Regions from separate parts of the Homo sapiens genome. Here region 2 is linked to region 1. Evidence: read pairs that join two places in POLR2A ChIA-PET (ENCODE). Cell type or tissue: IMR-90. All regions are shown on one strand. Links, peaks and the distances in the headings refer to the core of each region. The heading gives the core; the rest is flanking DNA. Region 1 overlaps MANBAL (mannosidase beta like). Region 2 has its middle 38 kb from the start of NNAT.

Region 1 (2,922 bases), core at 326-2,825:
CTCATAAGGAGCACACAGCCTAGATCCCTCACATGCACAGTTCACAATAGGGTTCGTGTTTCTATGAGAATCTAATGCAGCCGCTGATCTGATAGGAGGTGGAACTCAGACGGTAATGTGAGTGATGGGGAGCGGCTGTAAATATAAAAGAAACTTCGCTTGCTCACCTGCTGCTCACCTCCTGCTGTGCGGCCTGGTTCCTAACAGGCCATGGACTGGTACTGGTCTGTGGCCTGGGGGTTGGGGACCTGTGTTCTAGCTTCCTTCTCTTGCTTGTCTGTAACCTCCCACTCCACCTGTGACAAACCCGACTCCCACCATTCACCATACATTTACTTAATTGTTCCATTTAGCATACATGTATGGTGGTTTTAGAATTGCTCCCCCGATCCCCTGTGGGAAACAACTTATCAGCTAGAGTACAGTGTGTACGTGCAGTTCCTTTTGCCTTCAGTCTTACAGGCTCCACTCGTTTTCAAAGTTACTTAGGTCAGCACCCTATTCCCCCACTACCCTTTCAGTGAAGTTGTTTAATACATTTGGATTCAGAATGTCACATTCTGCATTCCATCCTGGAACACCCTGACTTCATGCGTGTGTATGTTGGTGTGTTTTAAAAACTGGGTCTCACTATGTTGCCCAAGCTGGTCGCAAACTGCCGGGCTCAAGCAATCCTCCTGCCTTGGCCTCTCACAGTTCTGGGATTATGGGTGTGAGCCACTGTGATGGCCTTCCTATGTCTTTTTAAAAATATTTGCATACATTAAACTTTACTCTTTGTGCTGTCAAGATTTTTGGGTTTTGACAAATGCTTAATATTTTGTATTCCTAATTATAGTGTCATACAGGATAGTTTCCCCTTCTTCAGGGATTATTTTTAACTTCTTTCAGATTTCACCTCAGCATTCCTGTTGGCCTTCACCAAAATATATCTGTAAGCTGAGAATTTACCACCTCCACAGCTACCACCCTGGTGCAAATGTGTCTTTTGACTGTTAAAGTAGCCTCTTCACTGGTCTCCTTGCTTTCAGTCTTGTCCCCTACAGTCTGTTGTCAACAAAGCAGCCAGAGGGATCATTTTGAAATGAGTGAGACCATGTGATTTCTTTGCTAAGAACCTTCCAGTAGTTCCCTTTTCACTCAGAGACTGGCCAGAGTCCTCATAATGGCCTGCAGCTTGCTTACTTGACTGTTCTTGATCATGATGCTTATTCCTGCCTCAGGGACTTGGCCCTTGCCGTCCCTCCATCCTGGGATACTCTGGCAGATGTTTAAATGACTTCTTCCTTTGCTTTCTTCTTTCCTCTGTTGAAATGTCACCTTTGCAGAGAGGCCCTTCCCCGACCACCTCATATTAAATAGTACTATCCTCTTCTTCCTTCCTGTATGTATTGTAATACTCACCCCTGACATTGCATGTGTATGTGTGTATGTGAGTACTTCTAACTGAATGGAAACTCCGTGGCAGGGATTAGACCAGTGCCTGGCACATAGTAGATTCACAATAAATATTTGTCCAATGAATTAATGTCTTACGTCACCAGTGTCTGGCATTCAGGGGTGAACTTCGCAGTGTCCAGTAACCTCATGAAATTATTTGCCACGTTCAGTAATAATTAATTATGCACCTTTTGTTAAATTCTGATGGGGTATGAAAGTCCCCTGGTGTATAAAAACCTCTACCTGTAAGCAAGTCTGGAGCAGGACAGGGCTAGAGACCAGGATAGCAGCTCTGCCCTGACTCATCAGGAGAGTCTAGGGAAACCTCGTGGCCTCTCAGCTCCTCCTTGTCGTTAAATGATGACTCTGTTGGTTGAGGCATCTGCTCTTGCTTTCGAGGTGGGAAACAGAGGCATAGGCTTAGTCATTTACCAAATATTTATGAGTCAGGACCTGGAATAAACTCAAGATGTACCCAAGATCCTTGCTGTTCAAGAGATTACAATGGATCAAATAGAAAACAGTAGATTCCAGTGTAATATTTCTCAAACAATAAGAAATAACATTCTAAAATTTGATCCAGCACATGCATGCTCAGATGTAGATGGATGTTGAAAAAGCTTCAGGATATAATACCGGCCCTTAATGTGATACTCTTTGATATTTTCTATTGTTATTTACCTACTTAAATAAAGTGCTGGCTAATAAAAAATGCTGGTTGCAGCCCCCTAAATGGTTTTCCTGGCTCACTAATGGGCCACAGCCTGCAGTTTGAAAACGATTGACATACTGGGTAAGCGCCCTGACTCTGGGGAAGCCAGCCCCTTTGAATCTTGCCTTTGCCACTTATCAGCCAGGTTATCCCTGGGTAGGTCATATAACCTCTCCAAGCCTTGGTTTCCTCATCCTCATTAGTAATACCACCTCCCAGTGTGGTGGTGAAGTATGCGAGTTGCTGCCTGTAAAGTGCTGTTCGCAACACCTGGCCGTTCATTTGCCGACTGCTGCTGCTGCTGGAACAATGGCCAGGGAACAAAACCTGTCACAGCCAGTCGAAGGGGTGTCTCCTAGTTGAGATCTGCAGGATGAATAGGACTTGTTTGACTTTGGTCATCAGGAAAGGAAAGCCCAGAAATACTGGCAGGAGGGCTGGGAAGTAAAGCACAGAGGTGCAGAGAGAACTAGATGAGAGCCGTACGGCGCACAGTGTGTGTAGAGCAGTTTATGTTTCCAGAACCTTTTCACAACCACCCTCCTGTTACACCTGTGCTGTCCAGTAGGGAACCTTTGGCCACATGTGGCTTTTTATTGTTAATTAGTTAAATAAAATGAAAAATTCAGTTTCTCTGTAACATTTAAGTTTTCAACAGCCACATGTGGCTGGTGGCTACCATTTGGAGAACACAAATACAGAACATTTCCATCACTGCAGAAAGCTTTATTGGACAGTATGACATTATACCCTAACAAAAGTCTTGTGAA
Region 2 (2,922 bases), core at 174-2,673, 190 kb after region 1:
CAACTAGCCAGCACACAAGAGGTGCTCAAAAAATATGTGTGGAATTGAGTTGAAAACTTTCTCTTGACTCCACATCTCACTTTCGAGCTCCCAGACAATCTTTCTCTAAACTTTTCTAATTATCAAAACTTAATTATCTAAACTTCTGTAAAAGGGCTGTCTTCACTGACTATCTATCATCCTCAGGCACTGCAGTCGGGGTTCTGCTCCATCACACCCCTGAAACTGCTCTTGCTGAAGGCTCCGATAACCTCCTAATTACCAACTTGAGTGGGTGTTTTTCCAACCCTGTCTTATTGGAATTCTCTGCAGGGTTTGATATTGTTGATCACTCTCGCCTTCTCGAAATGCTGGGCTCTCTTGGTTTCCATGACAACACCCTCTCCTTGTTTTTAACCCATCTCTATGACGACTTTTCCTTCCCAGTCTCATTAATCAGAACCTCTGACTCAACCACCCTTAAAATGTTAGGGTCCTGAACATTTGATATTGTAAAGATGTCAATTCTCTCAAAATTAATTTAGAAATTCAATGTCTTCCCATCAAAATCCCACTAGGATGTTTTAATGGAACTTAATAAGCTGATTCTAAAAGTCATATGGTACAGGAGATGGGCAAGAATAGCCAAGATAATTTTGAGAAAGAAAAACAAGTGGTGGAACACAGTAGGGGAAAAAGGACTGGATTTGCCCTACTAGGTAGCATACGACAAAGCAACAAAAGGATTAAACAGTGTGGCAATGGCACAGGGATAGACACACTGACCTACAGAACTGAGGAGCTCAGGATTTGACCTGTGTCCAGAGGGAATTTGCCATATACTAGAAAGGGCATTTCAAATGATGGACATTGGTCACCAGGAGCCTGAAGCTCCCTCCCTGTTCTTTAGCTCTGAGGTTTTTTGAAGAAGGCCCACCCAGGCAGCCTCCTCATGCAGAACCATTTTCTTTCCTTTCCTGCCCAACCCCTCCAAGCCCTCACCCCTTCAAAAATTGCCTGATGCAGGTACCGTTTCCTTAAGACCTAGCTCTTATTTTTTTCTTCTTTTTCTATTGTAAAAAGAAATACATGGATGGATGAGTATATTGTATTCATTATATTGGTTAGATGGTGAGTATATTGTATTCATTATGTTATTCTTGTTCTCTTCTGCACTTTTGAAATATATTATCATATTTCTCTAACAGTCTAAGCAAAATAAATAAGGGAAAAATGAAATATATTATCATAAAAACAGCGATATCCAAATATGGCAGAAAATTTGGAGAGAAGTAAGTCATGAAGAACTAAAACATCTTGACAAGAATCCCAACATCCATTGTCAAGTTCTGTAAAAATGCGCCGGAAAAGCACATCTCTTCTTAGCCTTTTTAATGCATTTATTTACAATAGATGCTTTCATTGTATGTAATTTTGCACCATCCTTTTCCATTGATTATATGCTAAACATCTCCCCATATTAGTCAACTTCCTTTGTAATTATTATGTTTAATGGCTGCCTAATAATCCAGTTAATGAATGGAACATAATTTGGTTAACTGTTCTCCTGGAGCTGAAGATTTTGATAACTTCCTTTTTTCTTTTTTGCTATGACACCTAAAGCCACAGTGCACATCTTTCTGCAGAAATCTTTGGGCATTGCTTTAGAGCACTTCTTGGGATGAGCTTCCTGCAAATGGAATTACTGAGTCAAACAGTACGAACCTTTTTGAGGCTCTTCACACATCTTAAACAAATTGCCTTGTAGAAAGATTTTGCCACTTCACAGTCCTGCCAGCTGTGCAAGAGAGGGCCCATGCCACCGGGGCTGAATGAGCTCTGTGAGCTCTTGCTTTGTAAAGTACTCATTCGATGGGCCAAAAGTGGTATCCCTGCATTCAAATTTACATTTATTTTATTATGAGTAAGTTCAACATTTTCAACTGAATTTGACTTTTGAACTTCATCTTTCATAAATGGGCTCTTACAGCCTTTTATCACCCCAATGTTTCATTATGAAAATTCTTACTGCCTCTGTGAATGTTTTATTTATGAGAATTTCCAACACACAGAAGCTTTACATTTCCTATAGTCAATTATATTTATATTTTCCAGCACAGTTCTCTGTATTGCTGTAAATGCTACAATGGCCTTCCTCGACCATAGTTTGGATAATGAATCATTTCCAGTTTTTTCTAGTTATTACTATGCTTTCTTTTTTTTTTTTTTTTTTTTGCATTTAAATCATCTGACATGGCCGGACATGGTGGCTCATGCCCATAATCCCAGCACTTTGGGAGGCTGAGGTAGGCGGATCACCTGAAGTCAGGAGTTCAAGACCAGCCGGGCCAACATGGCGAAACCCTGTCTCTACTAAAAATACAAAAAAATTAGCCGGGTATGGTGGCGGGTGCTTGTAATCCCAGCTACTTGGGAGGCTGAGGCAGGAGAACCACTTGAACCCAGGAGGCAGGGGTTACAGTGAGCCAAGATCATGCCATTGCACTCCAGCCTGGGCAACAAGAGTGAAGCTCTGTCTAAAAAAAAAAAAAAAAAAAAAATCACCTGACACTTACTGAAAAGATGACATCAATTAAAAAGTAAAGAAGACAAAAAAAAAATTGAAAAAAATTTAAATAAATCACAGGACATTGATGTTGGTGGTTGGTATAAAGAGAGATAAATAATTGCTTTTCGTTTCTGAAATAGATAAAATAATTTTCCAGCCTCACTAAGTGACAAATCACTTCATTCCCCCTGCCTGCCCCCATTCATTTGCAGTGCCTCTGCTCTCATAAGTCATAGAATTAGACATTCTAGGGATCTGCATCTGGGCTTTCTATTCTGTTTCATTGAGATGTCTTTCTTTCTGTTACAAAATAATGGTTATTTTGTTTTGTTTTATTCTGCAATGTCTGTTAGGGTTAGAACCCTTGAAATCTC

Evidence for each region. Peaks named below come from ENCODE experiments on the same cell type or tissue, not always from the same donor. Only the 100,000 strongest peaks of a DNase experiment are listed, where the experiment ranks them.
Region 2: POLR2A ChIA-PET joins it to region 1 with 6 read pairs; 2 of 35 experiments call an interaction of 5 or more read pairs at or near these places.

Annotation. Positions count from the first base shown.
Region 1 is chr20:37,293,355-37,296,276 of GRCh38, forward strand. The region is part of intron 1 of MANBAL (mannosidase beta like); the gene reads left to right. Among named protein-coding and RNA genes, the nearest start is that of MANBAL, 5.2 kb to the left of the region's middle. In IMR-90, for the core only: no CTCF peak of the experiment used is centred there; DNase peaks (open chromatin) are centred at 1,457 and 1,817; H3K27ac peaks cover 1,473 bases.
Region 2 is chr20:37,481,471-37,484,392 of GRCh38, forward strand. No RefSeq gene overlaps it. Among named protein-coding and RNA genes, the nearest start is that of NNAT, 38 kb to the right of the region's middle. In IMR-90, for the core only: no CTCF peak of the experiment used is centred there; no DNase peak of the experiment used is centred there; H3K27me3 peaks cover 883 bases.